2 separate regions of the Homo sapiens genome follow, and region 2 is linked to region 1. A link is an interaction called in ENCODE POLR2A ChIA-PET data of the cell type or tissue named here. Cell type or tissue: GM12878. All regions are shown on one strand.

Region 1 (8,000 bases):
CTCCCTGCAACCTTCACTGGGTTCAAGCAATTCTCCTGCCTCAGCCTCCTGAGTAGCTGGAATTACAGGCGTGCACCACCACACCTGGCTAATGTTTGTATTTTCAGTAGAGACAGGGTTTCACCATGTTGGCCAGGCTGGTCTCAAACTCCTGACCTCAGGCAATCCGCCTGCCTCAGCCTCCCAAAGTCCTGGGATTACAGGCGTGAGCCACCGCACCCGGCCTTGTTAGAAACATCTTTGCATTTCTTCCAGAGGTTCCTCTAAAAGAACAAAAAAAAGAAAAAGTAAATAAAAAGAAAAAAATCTTTGCATGGTGAATACTGGAGGAAAGGCAGTTTCCAATGTGACTCGTGCGACCCTGAAACAATCCCTCACTCTTTGTGGCAGTGAGTCAGTTGACCCTTCAAATGTCCATCAATGCAGAGACACAAGCTTCCCCTTGTGTCTTTGTTGCCAGGTGCTCAGAATGTTACCTTCTGTTCTTAGCAAGAGTTTCAGTTAAGGCAGAAGCGCGAGGGAATATGGAAGGAGATGCTGATCAAGTCCAGCATCCTCCAGCTGAGATTCCCAGTACTAGGACTACAAAATTATCCCTCAGTTCTAATCAAATTTGCTACCTTCAGTAGTAATGTCTGTTCCTTTCTTCTTGCTCAGTCTTTCCTATAGCTGAAAACAAAGCAATCATCTTCGACCCTTAATAGCCCTTCATATTCTTGCAAGCAGTTTTTTTGGGTTCTTCTTTGGTCTACCCATCTCTGGAGGAAAGGGAAGGAAATTTACCTGGTTTTTTGTTTTGAAACCTAGTTGCTTTCTCTAGACTGTGGCTTGAAACATACAAGCCTTTGTGCAAAGCACTGGGTCAGGGTTGGGGGTGCTGGGGCCGAGAGAACCACAGGAGACCCACTCTGTTTGTCACCAGTGGCCTCTTGAGCCGCCCGTGAGTAGGACGGTGCTCAGGCGAGCCCGGCAAGGTCCCCTCCGCCCTAGCTGCTTATCCATTCAACACCCTCCTGCTGGCTCCTCTGTTTAGAGTCCAGAATTATGAATAGTTTAAAAAATAAGAGCAAATGCCTGCTGAGCCCTTGCTATGCACCAAGCACATTAGGTATTATCTCAAGAACTTTCCATATGTTATCTCAACTTATCTTTGTAACAGCTATAATTTCACACTAGTTAATTACTTAACTATGATTTAATCAGATTTCAGGTATATTATTGCAGAAAGAGAGCTAACTCTTATAAAAAAAAATTTTTAGAGATACGGTCTCACTCTGTCACACAGGCTAGAGTGCAGTGGTGGGATCATAGTGTGTCCAGAGTTGATTCATTCTGATAGGTTTATGGGCTCGCTGACCTCAAGAATGAAGCCATGGACGTTTGCGGTGAGTGTTACAGCTCTTAAAGGTGGCACGGACCCAAAGAGTGAGCAGCAGCTAGATTTACTGTGAAGAGTGAAAGAACAAGCTTCCACGAGTGGGAGGAGACCCAAGCGGATTGCCGCTGCTGGCTAGGGTGGCCAGCTTTTATTCCTTTATTTGTCCCCGCCCATGTCCTGCTGATTGGTCCGTTTTACAGCATGCTGATTGGTCCATTTTACAGTGTTGATTGGTTCGTTTTACAGAGTGCTGATTGATCTATTTTACAGAGTGCTGACTGGTCCATTTTACAAACCTCTAGCTAGCCACAGAGTGCTGATTGGTGTGTTTTTACAGAGTACCAATTGGCGCATTTTACAAACCTGTAGCTAGCCACAGAGCGCTGATTGGTGCATTTTACAAACCTCTAGCTAGCTACAGGGCGTTGATTGGCGTGTTTTACAATCGTAGCTACAGAGTGCTGATTGGTGCATTTTACAATCCTCTTGTAAGACAGAAAAGTTCTCCAAGTCCCCACTCAACCCAGGAAGTCCAGCTGGCTTCACCTCTCAATAGCTCACTGTGGCTTTGAATTCCAGGGCTCAAGCAATCCTCCCACCTCAGCCTCTTGAGTATCTGGGACTGCAGACGTGCACCACCATGCCCATCTAATTTTAATTTGTTTATAGAGATGAGGTCTTGCTCTGTTGCCCAGGCTGGCTTCAAACTCCTGGGCTCAAGCGATCCTCCTGCTTCAGCCTCCCAAGTAGCTGGATTTACAGGCACAAGCCACCATGCTTGGCTATGAGAGCAAACTCTACTGTGGTTCCTATTAGGTGCCAGGGATTGCCCTGTGCACTTTATATAGATTAACTTGCTTAATCCTCCGCCAGCCTGTGAGGCAGGTGCTAGCACTACTTCCATGGTGTAGATGCAGAAACTGAGGCACGGGGAAGTTAAGCAGCTTGCCCAAGGCCCCGGAGCCAACAAGTGGTGAAGTCAGAATTGAAACCCAGGCTGTCTGGCTTCAGATTCCATTCTCTTCATTCGGCTATACCTCTTCCCAGTTGATAACAGTGGTAGCTATGACATGAAAATCTCTGCAGGCACTTTGCAGAGTTCACTTCCTCCTCACAATGCAGCATGGATGGCACTCCCCTTGTGGGAGACTCACCAGCCTGTGACACCCCCCAGCACCTGCACCCAGGTCTCCAGCCCCAAAGCCCCTGGCAAGATCTTTCTCAGCCCCATGCTAAAAACAGTCACATGCCTGCTGCACGCTGGGGAAAAGGCGAGGTTGTGGGGTGGCTCAGTGTGCTGCGAATATCCAAAATAACCCATGGTGACCCCAGGAATCTGGGGCCACAGTGAAGGCTACCCAGGCTGGAGGAGGAGTTTAGATGGGAAGAGAGCAGGACCCGCCCCTCAGGTGTGTCCCCGTGGTTGCCAGATGCTGGCTGTGGGCTGGGCTGGCACAGCAGGCTTCTTGGAGGAGGTGGGCACAGCGTCGTGACCAGAACAACGCACGATGCCAGGCCCCAGGTCTGACTCATGCAGTCTAAAGAGAAAGGATTCTGCTGTCAGACTGAGGGCGGCTCTTCAGATGGGGCACTCTCCGCAAAGAAGGTGAAAATCATTCTGCTCGAGACAGATCCTTTAAGAAGACATTAACCATGCACTTCAAAGCCCTGGAACCCATGTTTTGCAGGGGCTGCCACCCACTGGCACACTTTCACACCCAGGTTCTGGTTGTTGGCATTCACGTGGTGACTCCCAGCTCGCACAAAGCAGATAGAAAAACAGGCTGATCATACTGTGTGTTTCCATTCATACCCTGTTCAAAAGCAGGCAAAACGAATGCAAGGCAGCGGAGCTCAGCACAGTGGCTCCCTTTGTGGGCTGTTGTCTGGGAGGGTGCAAGGTGTGTGAACAATGTTCTATATTTTGATCAGGGTGCTGGTTATACGGGTGTAGACACATGTTCATCTAACTGCACCCTTAGGATTACTCTCTGTAGATTATCTTCAGTAAAAATTAAAAATAGTAGCCAGCTGCAATGGCTTGAACCTGTAATCCTAGCACTTTGGGAAGCCAAGGCAGGAGGATCACTAGAGGCCAGGAGTTCAAGACCAGTTTGGCAACATAATGAGACCCCGTTTCTAACAACAACAAAAAATTAATTAGCTGGACATGGTGGTGCACACCTTTAGCCCTAGCTACACAGGAGGCTGAGGTGGGAGGATTGCCTGAGCCCTGGAGTTTGAGGCTGCAGTGAGCCACCACTGCACTCCAGCTCTGGGCAATAAGCAAGACCCTGTCTCAAAACAAAAACAAAAAACAAATATAGGTCTGGGATGACAAAGACTCACAGATGGCCTGCCACCAGCCTGCACCCGCCCCCATTCATCCCCAACTGCTGGCCTGTATTTTCTTCAGTCCTAGGTGATCCAGCAAATACTAGTCGAGAATGTGTGTGCCTAGCCCTGTGCTATGTTCTGGGGACTCGTTCATTCATTCATTCAGCACTTATTTTTGCACCCAGCCTCTTGGGAACAGGGTTTGACCTTCTGGAGGAGAAAGATACTCCTGTATCTGCAGATTCTGAGACTCGGAGCTGTTCAGAATGACATGACCTCCCACTTGTTCCTGCCTCGCCATCTGCTTGTGCTGTCTCTCATGGGATCCTCATAACCCCACAGGAAGGTGGGTTCTGTCACCCTGGATTCTTCACCCAGAAGGCGAAGCAGCAGGGGCAGAGTTTGACTTGAACCCGAGCCTGAGTTTAGCCTCGAGCCTGAGCCTGCCTCAGGGTCCCCAGGGTTACCAGGCTGGGAGTCTGTGCTGACAACAAGCCCAGTGTCATTCTGCTCACCTCGACCTCATCCTTGGGGAAATGCCCCACTGAGCTGAGCACACCAGCTCAACGAGACCAGACCAAAGGGTGGCAGGGGACTGACATGGTTGGGGTGAGGAGGGTCTGACCCAAGGGCAAAGAATGGCCTTGCTTCTCTGAGACCGTCCTCTCTCCCAGCCTGGGCAGCTGTGATCGGGAGATACTGCCTGGTACCCTGCTCTGGGGGGCTCCCACCACCCGCCCTCATCCTGCCTTATCTGTTTCCAACTCCCTACCTGCATTTTCTTAGTCTCTATTCAAATCCAGAAAATGCTCATTGAGGATTTGAAAACTAAATCCCAGGCTGAGTCCTGGGCACTCCCAGATTCATTCATTCATTCATTCAGCAAATATTAATATTGAGTGTCTGCTACTGCTCAAGCAGCATTCGAAGTGATAGGGAAAGTTTTCTTCATAGCAGAGAATAAAACAGACAGCAATTCAGTAATGAGTCTATTGTCCAAGAGAGACAAACAAAAAGCAAGAAAAGAAAGGAGTGTCAGGGTGAGGCTTGTGATGTTAGAGTGTCATTTGTCTTAGTGCACTCAATTCCAGGGAGGCTTGGCCTCTATCAGCCTGGGAAAGTCCCGGGGGGCTTCCCAGAGGAGGCAACATTACTCTTGTCTTGCAGAATGTGTAAGAGTTCCCCAGGCAGGGGAATATACAGAGGCACACGTCTTCCTTCCTGAATGCACACATGCAGTCTCCTATTCATTCTTTATTCATCCAGCAGACATTTTATGGAGCACCCAGATGAAAAGTAGAATCCTGTCCTGTTCCTCAAAGAAATCAGCGTCCAGTGGGAGAAGGGAGACAGAGGGACGGCCATCTGTTACGATTCTGTGTGGAAATGCGTTAAGTGCACGTCCAAGGAGTGGCAGTAGCACAGAGTGGGAAGAGGAAGGTCCTTGGAGGCAAGGGATGTGGTCAGGGAAGTTTCTAGATGGTAAGTCATGTGAGCCAGTTTAGGAAGATGAACACAAGTTTGTTTAAAAAAGGAAAAAAAAAAGAAGAAGAAGAAGAAGAAGAAGGTTCCAGACAGAACACAGGCAAAGTTCCAGAAACATCATGCCTGCTCCGGGGCATTCCATAGTTACCCAGTGCCTACCAGGGGCCCCCGGCCCTGAGCCAGCTCCTGGGATGCATGGGACAGAGGGATTGTTCCCGGATGCCTAAGAAATCTGGTACTATCGAAACAGAAAGCCTCTTATGAGAGGAGGCCAGAAGCTGGGGACAGGGAGGTAGGAGAACAGAAGCAAAAGGGCCCTTCGCTCCATCATACCTGCTTAGGAGCCTGCCTCTGGCCCTCCTGGCCCAGCCGTGTGGGTTGAGGGTCTCACCAAGGGGACATTCAGAGCTGATGTGTGTCTGGAGAGCTCATGTGGCTTCTCCTATGCAGGACGGAGCGGAGGGAGCAAGGCTAGGGCAGGGGCACTTGTTGGGGAAACACTGGAAAATTCCAGCCCGGGGGGATGAGTCCTGAATTAGGACAGTGGAATGGAGGAGATGGTGGATTTGAAGGAGATGGTGCCTTGGAAATAGACTGGATGCAAGAATGAGAGCCCATTATGGGGAAGGGTGATGTCACTGAGCAAGACAGGACACACAGGAAGAGCAGAAGACATATGAGTGAGGCGGATAAGTCCAGCTCCAGGGGGAGGGCACAGATCGCTTGGAGCAGATGGTACAAGGCTTGCGTCTTAACTAATGTCTTCACTCTTTAACTATCTCCAATTTACAGAGAGAATTTAGCTTCCAGTGGTTGCTGGCAATCTTTGGTGTCCCTTGGCTTTGTAGAAGCATCACCTTCGTCTCCGCCTTCTCTTCACATGGCGTTTTCCCTGGGTGCATGTGTCTCTGTCCAAATTTCTCTTTTTATAAGAACACCAGTCATACTGGATTAGGGTCTACCCTAATGACATCATCCTTAACTATACTACATCTGTAATGACTTTATTTCAAAATGAGGCCACATTCTGAGATACTGGGGGTTAGGACTTACATGAATGGATTTGGTGTGGGGAGGGGACACAGTCAATTCTTAACAGCCACATCTTGAGTGATTCCATTTATACGAAATATCCAGTGTATTTACAGAAAAAAGACAGCAGATTCGTGGTTGCCAGGGGCTGAGGGGAGAGGGGAATGGGATTGACTGCTTAATGAGTACAGGGTTTCCATTTGGGGTGATGAAAATTTTCTGAAACAAGGAAACAGGCTCAGAAAGATTAGGTAACTTGCCTGAGGTCACACAGCTGCTAAGTGGTTAAGATGGGATTTGTTCCAAAGTTTGTATTCTTTCTATTGCAATTGGGTTCAAGTGGAGGTTTCTTCTTGGACAAATTATTTAGATTCCCAGACCCTCATTTCCTTATCTACACAATAGAGTCAACATATCACCCTTATCCTCTACCCATGTGAGAATTCACAGAACTCACCTAGTGAGAGTCACTGGTACATTCTGAATGCTTACTAAATGGTCATTATCATTACTCTCTCAGTCAGGGTCCATCCAGGAAAACAGAAACCACTCTGTGTCTTTCAGACAGAGGAAATTTAATAGAGGGAGTTGATCACTCGGGTGATGGAAGAGCTGAGAAGCCAAACAGGAGAAGCATCAGGCACTGAGATGTGGGGCTGCAGGAAGCCCCTTTCAGAGAGAAAATGAGAGAGTGGTTTTACCGGAGGAGGTTGGGACCACAGAGGGAGGGGCTTTCCAGAAGTAACTAGACCCCCAGAGGAGATGCAGCAGCTGCAGAAACACTGTCCAAGGAAGAGGGGGCGAAATACCCTGACTTTCCCCTTTTGACGGCCCTCTTTTCCATCAGAGCCTCCTACTGACCAAACCTACCCAGAAGCCAAGGGCAAGGGAGCCTGGGAAGCATGGTTCCTGGGATAAAGAAGCGATCTCAGCGGTGCATTCAGCTGGTGAGCAGAGCTTACTGTTGGTCTCTGTGTGCCGGTTCATGCACGATGTTGGCATGCTCGAGACTGGGCATGGTCCCAGTGTGTGCATACTCTAGGTATGCACCCAGGAAAGGAGGCAGAGTGGGAGCCCTTGAGAGTGTGCTTTATGGCTATACATCCTTTTTGTGTGTGTGTGTGTGTGTATATATATATATACACACACACACACACATGCAACTGCACACAGTGTGGTCACAGAGCTACCACCCTGATAGCACCCAGCTTGGCTGCATGAATCCCCGTGTACTGCACCTGGGAGCATGTGAGGCCATCACACAGCGTCTGCAGTTCCATCTGCCTGGAGCTCATCCTGTCCTGTTGCCATGGCGGGAAGACCCAGGCTGGAGCACACGCATCAAGGCTCAGCGCTGTCTGCTCCAGGGTGTCCTGTGACTCGGCCAGTCCGGTCATCAGAACTATTGTGTGCATGTATCTCATCTCCAAACAGCCGCCGGCAAGCAGGAGAGGAAAAGGCCCTTGAATCTGCGGCACCAGCTTTTCTTTGAAGTGAGGAAGCAGAGTTTCTGTTTTTCTTGGAAATCCAGCTCCATCATGAGGGATGTTGCTGCATCTGCCTCTTGGCTCCGCGTGTCTGCCTGGCCTCCTGCAGGGCCTCCCCGCCCATCCCCATCACTTGCCCCCTCGCCTCGCCTCACCTCAGTAATGCATCCGGCCCTTGGATCTGTCACCAGTCGGTTGCAACAGAGCAGCTCATGGTCTCTGCTGCTCTCCAGAGGCTCTAAGGAGATATGGGACGTCAGAGGGGTCTCTTTGCCTCTCTT
Region 2 (8,000 bases), 410 kb before region 1:
GCCTTAATCTCCTGGGCTCAAAAGATCCTCCCACCTCAGCCTCCCAACTAACTGGGACCATAGGTGCACAACACCATGCCTGGCTTTTTGATTTTTTTGTAGAGATGGGCTCTTGCCACATTACCCAGGCTGGTCTCAAACTTCTGGGCTCAAGCAGTCCTCCTGCCTTGGCCTCCTAAAGTCCTGGGTCATGAGCCACCCCACCTGGCCCTGAGGCTTTTCTGACTAAAATATTTTAAAATGTTATATATTTTTAAAACTAGTTTTTGCTATAGTATGAGATGAATATCTGTCCCCTTTTGAGTAAATTTCAATTAAAAAATACAGAGTCCTGTAATTCAGTGATAAGGGAGCTGGGGAGGCCCTTACTTTCAAACCTGAAGAATTACATCTGCTTCCCAAGAACTGCTTTCTTGGGAACTTTTAAAAGTATGTATTTGTTTTTGTGAGTTTGTAAGAGCTGCGTTCTGTCTACAGAGGAACTTGTTAATGAATCCCTCCTCTTATGATATTTTATATAGAAATGCTTGGTTTGTGGGTTGCGCCCATGACATACACTCTGGGAAATAAGAAAATTATAGACAAACCAAAATAGAAAGCAGCTCCTCTCTCAAGGTGAGTTCAGCAGTTGTCAGTGGATAAAAGGACCTTGTAATGAGCAGCTAAGCCCACACTCCTGAAATGCCTTTTCATTGCAAGAGTGAAAACGAGAGATAAAGGAGGTTTTTTCCTGAGTAATTCTAGCTTGCCTAGCACGCTATGAGCAACAGATAGAGGCCAACTTTAAAATCTCCATGACTGAATTATACCACCAAAACTTGTGATCAGTTCGTTTTCTGCTGAAATCAGGAATACATGGGTCATTAATATCAAGTAGAATAGAAAAGAGAAAAGCAGTACCTAAACGCAACCATCTTTTTTATCCTCAGTTGGAAAAGTGTCTGTTTTCTTCTAATTATAAAGATGCTGCATGCTCATTACAGGAAGTTCTAAGAGTATCAAAAAGTGTGAAGAATTAAAGATTAACCAAAATTCTGGGAAAAGATTGTTATAACAATGTTGACAGGCATTTACAACAAAGCATAACATTATTCTTTGACATTATGCTTTGTTGTTGTTTTTAACAAGCTATATCTAGCTTCCTATTATTTTCATTTTGAAGTGCGACATTCACCCATCAGAATATACACTGAACTCATAAAAATATTCCATGTTTCAAAAGATGAAATACAACCTTTAAATAAACACCTAGAAAAATGGCCTCCCTGGGCACAGGGGTGCATGCCTGTAGTCCCAGCTCCTCGGGAGGCTGAGACTGGAGGATCACTTGAGGCCAAAGAGTTTGAAACCAGCCTGGGTTTAACACAGACCCCCATCTCTAAAAAATGAATTTATTTTAAAATTTTTTATATGGCCCGAAGGGTATTAAAGACAACAATGTAAAACAAGATCCTGCTTATTAAGTTAATGAAATCACAACACCCAGGGTTGACAAGGGAGCCAAAAATGGCAGTCTTTTTCTGTCTTATGGCCTATACGTTGATATGGTATATTTGGAAATGAATTTGGTGATATGTATCAATAAGCTTTACTGTTTATAATCTTGATCTGAGAACTTCATTTTTATATTTATTTGCCTAAAGAAAGACTATATTTATAAGGGTGTTTGTGTTGAAATGGTCATTCCAGTGGAAATGGCCTACATGGAATGGGCTGTACCTCAGCTGGACTTCAATTCAAATGGCTGTCTGCCAGCTCCGAGCCTTGGACAAGTCACTTAACCTCTAACCCTCAGTCAGTCTCTATATTTTTAAATGGGGACGACAATAATCCCTGTCTCAGAGTGTTTTTATGAAGATTACAATGTAATTTAATATGCAAAGCACTTAGAACCCTGTCTAGCACGGAGAAACAGCGCAGTTGTCACCCCTTCTCTGCAGGGGATACATTCCAGGGACCCCCGTGGAAGCCTAAAACTCCAATAGTGTCAACTCTGTATAAGCAGGTTGATTATCCCTAATCTGAAAATTTGAAATGTTCTAAAAACCAAAACTCAGCGGTGAAAGGAAATCCCCACTGGAGCATTTCGGATTTTCAGATTGAGGCATTTAACCAGTTAGCATGAAACAGATATTCCAAAATCAAAAAAAAAAAAAAAATCCTAAATTCCAAGCACTTCTGGTCCCAAGCATTTTGGCTAAGGGATACCCAACCTGTACTATGTTTCTTATGCATTAATATGTCTGATCCATTTATAAATTAGGCACAGTAAGAGATTAACAACAATAATAAAATAGAACAATTCTAACAATATACTGTAGTAAAAGTTATGTGAATGGGGTCTCTCCCTCTCTGAAAATATCATACTGTTGATGTTAGCAATCTGGGCATATGAAATTTCACTTATCGGGAATTTTCACCTTTTCACTTAAAGTAATTTCCAGCTTCTCTTTGACATATCTGAATTGCCGGTGTCACCACTCTGGTACTTTAGGGCCATTATGAAGTAAAATAAGGATTCCTTCAGTTCAAGCCCTGTGATACCTCAACAGTTTATCTATAACCGATGGCTACGAAGAGACTAAGAGGCGGTAGCAGCATCTACAGAAGGGGTCTGCTGGACAAAGGGATGATTCGCATCCCAGATGATATAGTGGGATGGTATGAGATTTCATCACACTATTCAGGATTGTGTGTAATTTAAAACTTACAAATTGGGCCAGGTGTGGTAGCTCATGCCTGTGATCCCAGCATTTTGGGAGGCCGCGGTGGGCGGATCACCTGAGGTCAAGAGTTCTAGACCAGCATGGCCAACATGGGTGAAACCCCATCTCTACTAAAAATACAAAAATTAGCTGAGCATGGTGGCGCACACCTGTAATCCCAGCTACTCGGGAGGCTGAGGCAGGAGAATCACTTGAACCCGGGAGGCGGAGGTTGCAGTGAGCCGAGATCGCATCCTTGCACTCCAGCCTGGGTGACAAGAGCGAAACTGTCTTAAAAAAATAAAGTTGTTTATTTCTGGAATTTTCCTTTTAATATATTCAGACTGAGGCTGACCACAGGTAATTGAAACTGGAAAACAAAACCACACATACAGGGATTACTTGGAAACATTGCCTGTTACCACCTTATGCATTGGTGTGAGGCTTGAATGGAGTAACACCTGAGGGCAGTGTCTGGATAGAGTAAACCAGCATTCCATGTTAGATGATATTCTTAGTGTTAGTATTAGTACATAAAACTTAGAAACAGGACCGGGCACGTGGCTCATGCCTGTAATCCCAGCACTTTGGGAGGCCAAGGTGGGTGGATCATGAGGTCAGGAGTTTGAGACCAGCCTAACCAACATGGTGAAACCCCATCTCTACTAAAAATACAAAAATTAGCCAGGTGTGGTGATGCATGCCTGTAATCCCAGCTACTCCGGAGGCTGAGGCAGGAGAAGTGCTTGAACCTGGGAGGTGGAGGTTGCAGTGAGCCGAGATTGTGCCACTGCACTCCAGCCTGGGCGACACACCCAGACTCCATCTCAAACAAAAACTTAGAAACAAATATTCATCTAATAACTGGAGGAAAAGCAAAATAAATTTCAGATGGAGGCTGTGCTATGAAGACTGTCACAGTTGGTTACAACACAGTGTTCATTGTAAGGATACCAAATTTCATGTGCGCGGTTGCTCTACCAAAGGATATGTGCATGGGAAGATGAAGTAAAAGGAGATGTATTCCACAGGTATAGTACCAGCTTCCATGGTGCCTGGCAAAGCATAAAGAAGCTTGGGTTTTGGCCTCTTGAAATTAATTTAAAGCATGAGATGGGCTTAAGCCCATACTATAGAGACCATTAAGATGCAGGAAGAGCTTGATAATTCTGGACCAGTCTATAATTTGAAATAAATGTATTTTGAAGGGCCAAAGCCAGTGGCTCTTTACTGCAGCATGTAATTTGATTCCTATTGGTTTTTGCAAGGTGCTTGAGGACTTTTTTCATGCTGAAATTTCATTTCTGCTGTTCGCAGGACAAGAGAAATTTGATACCCATGTACGACTTGACCAGGCTTGAAATTTCACTTTATTTGATGGTTCGGCTAGTCATATATAAATTAGTGGGTTCAGGCTTCAGTAGGGAACACACACAGAGCCAGCAGCTGTGGCCTGTTCCTGTCTCCTGAGTGAGGAGCATTCACGATGTTCTTTTCACTTAGAGAGGGCTTAGGGAAGATTTATGTGTTCGCTGTCTCTCATTTCTGTTCTCAAACCCTTGTTTTCTCCGTGGAAAATGGTGATGTACTTTTTTTTTTTTTTTTTTTGAGACAGGGTCTTGCTCTTTAACCCAGGCTGGAGTCCAGTGGTGCGATCTTGGCTCACTGCAGCCTCCACCTCCCGGGCTCAGGTGATCCTCCCACCCCAGCCTCCCAAGTAGCTGGCACTGCAGACGATGCACCACCAGCTAAGTTTTGTATTTTTGGTAGAGACGGGGTTTGGCCATGTTGCCCAGGCTGGTCTTGAACTTCTGGGCTGAAGCGATCTGCCTGCCTCTGCCTCTCAGAGTGCTGGGATTACAGGTATGAGCCACCGTGCCTGGCCCTGTGATGCACTTTTAATCACAGCGGTATTTGGTCAAAGGATGGCAGAATAACTAGGCTTGTGGGCTAGGGAGCATCCAGGAGGGACACCTGGTCTTCCGTGAGAGTCCGGCGATGGGGATCTTTGCATCCCTCTCTCACATTGGTCAAGGCCTCATTTCTACTCCTGATGTCTACTCCTGATTTGGGCCTGAGAGGTGCGAGCTCCCTTTCCAGAGTAGAATAAGCAGATGGTGATTCTGAGCAATGTGGGATGTGGACTGCAGCCTGGGCAAGGGAGTCCCTTGAGATGAGTCCTCCATAGCAGCCAGGATGCCACCCTGACTTCTGGCTCTCCTGACTCAGTCCACTTTTAGTCTCTTTTTCTGCAGGCCATGAAATAGCTCAGCCCCTGGCCTGCTTCAGACCTAGAGCTCAGCCAGCCTGCACTTCGGCTCTGGTTACGTCTTGGAGATCTGCTCTGTTTCTAGCCCAGGGAGGTGCGTAGTTTATATGGAAGTGAACTATATCTTTTTAAAAATACATTTCCTTCTTTTCTTTTTTATTGCGTCCATGTATTTAGAGCTAAAGGAGAGGTCCACAGCATGAGTTTATACTTCACCTTAGCCAGAAGTCCCTGCCACATTTATCCTTAGATCAGAGAATGACACTGGAGTGAGGACGGGGTAGTGGGGGGTAGGGAGTGGGGTGCTGCCCTAGCCTGTTCCCAGATGCTGCATAAGTCATCGTTTTCAATCCTGCATGCTTAGCTTCCGACCCCTGTCACCCTGCCACCCCCTCAGAAGCTGCCGCACACCTGCTCTGTGCCATGGACCAGCCAGAGTGCAGGGTTTGTGTCATGCGCCCCCTCCACCCCGTGAGCTCTTTCTTTAACCTTTCTCCTGCAACTCCTCCTCAGCCCCCTTTGAAATGCCAAATTCAGAAGCTGTGTTTCCCTTCCTCAGCCAGCTAACGAGAGACTGAATTTAAAACAAAACAAAACAAAACAAAACAGCCCTCATTGTCTCCCTTTGATATTTGCCTTTCATCTCGTCTGTCCCAGGGTCGGGGCATCCACCTAGGCCAGCACTCTGGAAAGACGCCTCACCTGCAGCAGGTAGAGCCCAGCAAGTCGGTCCAGGCTTCCGCACATGGTCATGTCCCCATGGGTTTGTCCACATGGGTTTGTTTGTCCTTGGAAACCCTTCAGCTCCAGGGAGCCTGAAGTCCTTGGCGAAGGATAAAGTGGAAGGGGAATGCAGCATGAGGGAGTCTTTCTGTTCATATTCACCACCTGAAAATTACAATGGTTCAAGCAGTGCACCTTCTAGACGAGGTGGTCTCAGCAAGCCTTAAAACCATCTGGTCAACAAGAGCAAAACATGTATAAGGCCATGAATGTACCTGGGGCTGGTTTGGTTTGGTTTGCACAAACCACCCCCTCCTCTGAGTGATGTATAAATAAGAAAGTAAACCCATCTCCCTGCCAAGTCATTCTAAAGAAGTAGCCCTGTCTTGGATGCCCATGTTTGTCTTCCACACCCTTTAGTGTAGAAGACATCAGGGCCCACCTCTGCATCCTGGGCCTGTGGTTCCTGTCCTCTTCATCCAGATCTGTGACTGTCGTGATAGTGTCCTAACTGACCGCCTGTCTCTCTGGTCTTGTGCCTCCTCCCAGCCGTCCTCGGGCCCCCTTGCACTGTGGATCACGTCCCCATGCCGACACTCATCTGTTTCGACCTGTGGGTGGCTCCCCGCGCAGCTCGCCAGGCAGGCCTCTGTGAACTGACTCTGAGAGTGCTCTCTGGCCCCACCGTTGCTTCTCACCTCTGCACTTGCAAGAGGCTACTTGTGCTTCTGTGCAGGCTGTGGCCTCTTGGGGCTCCCTGCATCTGTGGTGGCTGCTGCTTTCTGCTCGGAGCATGTGCACATGTGCGTTCCCTAGTCAGTACACAGTCAGCCCCTGCTGTGGCGCTGGCACACAGCAGAGAGCAAGAGAAGTGGCTTTGCCCCCCATTGAACAGACAGAGTAGTAGGGAAGACAGACATCAAGCTAGTCATCACGACCATAATTACGTAATTACCCTTTGTGACAAGAGCTGTGAAGTGGCAGGAAGGAAGCAGACCAGGGTCAAGGATGGCCTTCCTGTGGTGTGATGTGTAAGCTGGAATTTGGGTAGGAAATAGGTGGAGAAAGAGCCTGAAGAAAGATGTTTCCGGAACCTGCGATCAAGATGTGTGAAAGTCGTGATGGGAAAATGAGGATGACGGTAGCAGTGGGTAGGGGTCAGAGGTCACGCTTACCAAGGGTTTACCGTGTCAGGCACGGGTCTGTGTTACCTCATCACGTCCTCATACGACACTGCAAGAAAGGTGCTTTTACCATCCCCACTGCACACATGTGAAAACTGAGGCACAGAGAGGCCAGTGGGCATGCCTGAGCTCACGTGGCTGGTAGGGTGGTGGGATTTGGACCCAGGTAGTCTGGGTCCCGGGATCAAGCTGCAGTCACTGCAGCATCTTGCTGGGACCTTGAAAGAGGCCTTTGTGACTGGAACTGAAACCAGGGAGCTAAGGCTGGAAGGCAGAGGCAGGGCCATGGAGATGGTTTAGGAAGTGAGTGATGAAATTTGGATTTTTATGTGATCAGACTTGGTTGGGAGGACAGTGGATTGAAGGAGAGGCAAGGGAAGGAGGCAGAGAGAGGAATTATACACCGAAGGTTAAAAAAAAAATCGGGGGTTGGACTTCCCTCCTTCTTTCACTTGGTGCTTTCTCCTTGCCCTTCAAGACCTGGTGCAGGTGTCACTCTCTCTCCTCGGCTCACTCTCTTTCTCTGCGCCGGAGATCCTCAAGATCAGGGGAGATGTCTCGGCATCTCTCAGGGTTCCTCATGCACAGGCGGCTTTCCACAAATAAATGAAAGGAATGGAGGGAAAATAGTTACAAAGCTAAGAAGCAAGATGTTTCATTGGGTAATTTAACTTTTCAAGTTCATAACTCTGATGTGACTTTCACAGTGTAAGCTGCCTGTGGCTGATACTTTACTCATGGAGTACTAGTGGTCTGTTATTCAAGCTAAAATTTCCATTTCCTTATTAGCCTGAGTGACCAGCATTACTCCCCTAGCTCCACATTCTTAGGGAGTCAAGAGGTCGCTTTCAGCAGGCCAATCTGTGCACGACCTGCTGGTGCTGCAGCATTCCTTACTCAGATCTCAGAGACCCTGGGATTTTGCAGTGCTTTGGAAAGCTGACAGGGCTGGCACTGGGGGCTGGCTGGGATGGGAACAGGCTGCCCCTCTTGGCTCTCCATATAGGCCTGAGAGCCACGTGGTCCCACATGAGACACTGAGCCATGTTTGGGCTCCGCCTCCAGGGTTCCACGCATTCTTAGCATCTCAGCAATCCAAGGACAAACACATCAGCTTCC

What was found. ChIA-PET counts read pairs that join two places held together with the same protein. Peaks named below come from ENCODE experiments on the same cell type or tissue, not always from the same donor. Only the 100,000 strongest peaks of a DNase experiment are listed, where the experiment ranks them.
Region 2: POLR2A ChIA-PET joins it to region 1 with 7 read pairs; 2 of 35 experiments call an interaction of 5 or more read pairs at or near these places.

Annotation. Positions count from the first base shown.
Region 1 is chr17:66,980,694-66,988,693 of GRCh38, forward strand. All of the region lies in intron 1 of CACNG4 (calcium voltage-gated channel auxiliary subunit gamma 4), which reads left to right. Among named protein-coding and RNA genes, the nearest start is that of CACNG4, 20 kb to the left of the region's middle. RefSeq lists enhancers at 2,274-2,775, 4,695-4,954. In GM12878, no CTCF peak of the experiment used is centred here; a DNase peak (open chromatin) is centred at 4,908; H3K27ac peaks cover 372 bases.
Region 2 is chr17:66,572,580-66,580,579 of GRCh38, forward strand. All of the region lies in intron 3 of PRKCA (protein kinase C alpha), which reads left to right. Among named protein-coding and RNA genes, the nearest start is that of PRKCA-AS1, 160 kb to the left of the region's middle. RefSeq lists an enhancer at 4,981-5,941. In GM12878, no CTCF peak of the experiment used is centred here; no DNase peak of the experiment used is centred here.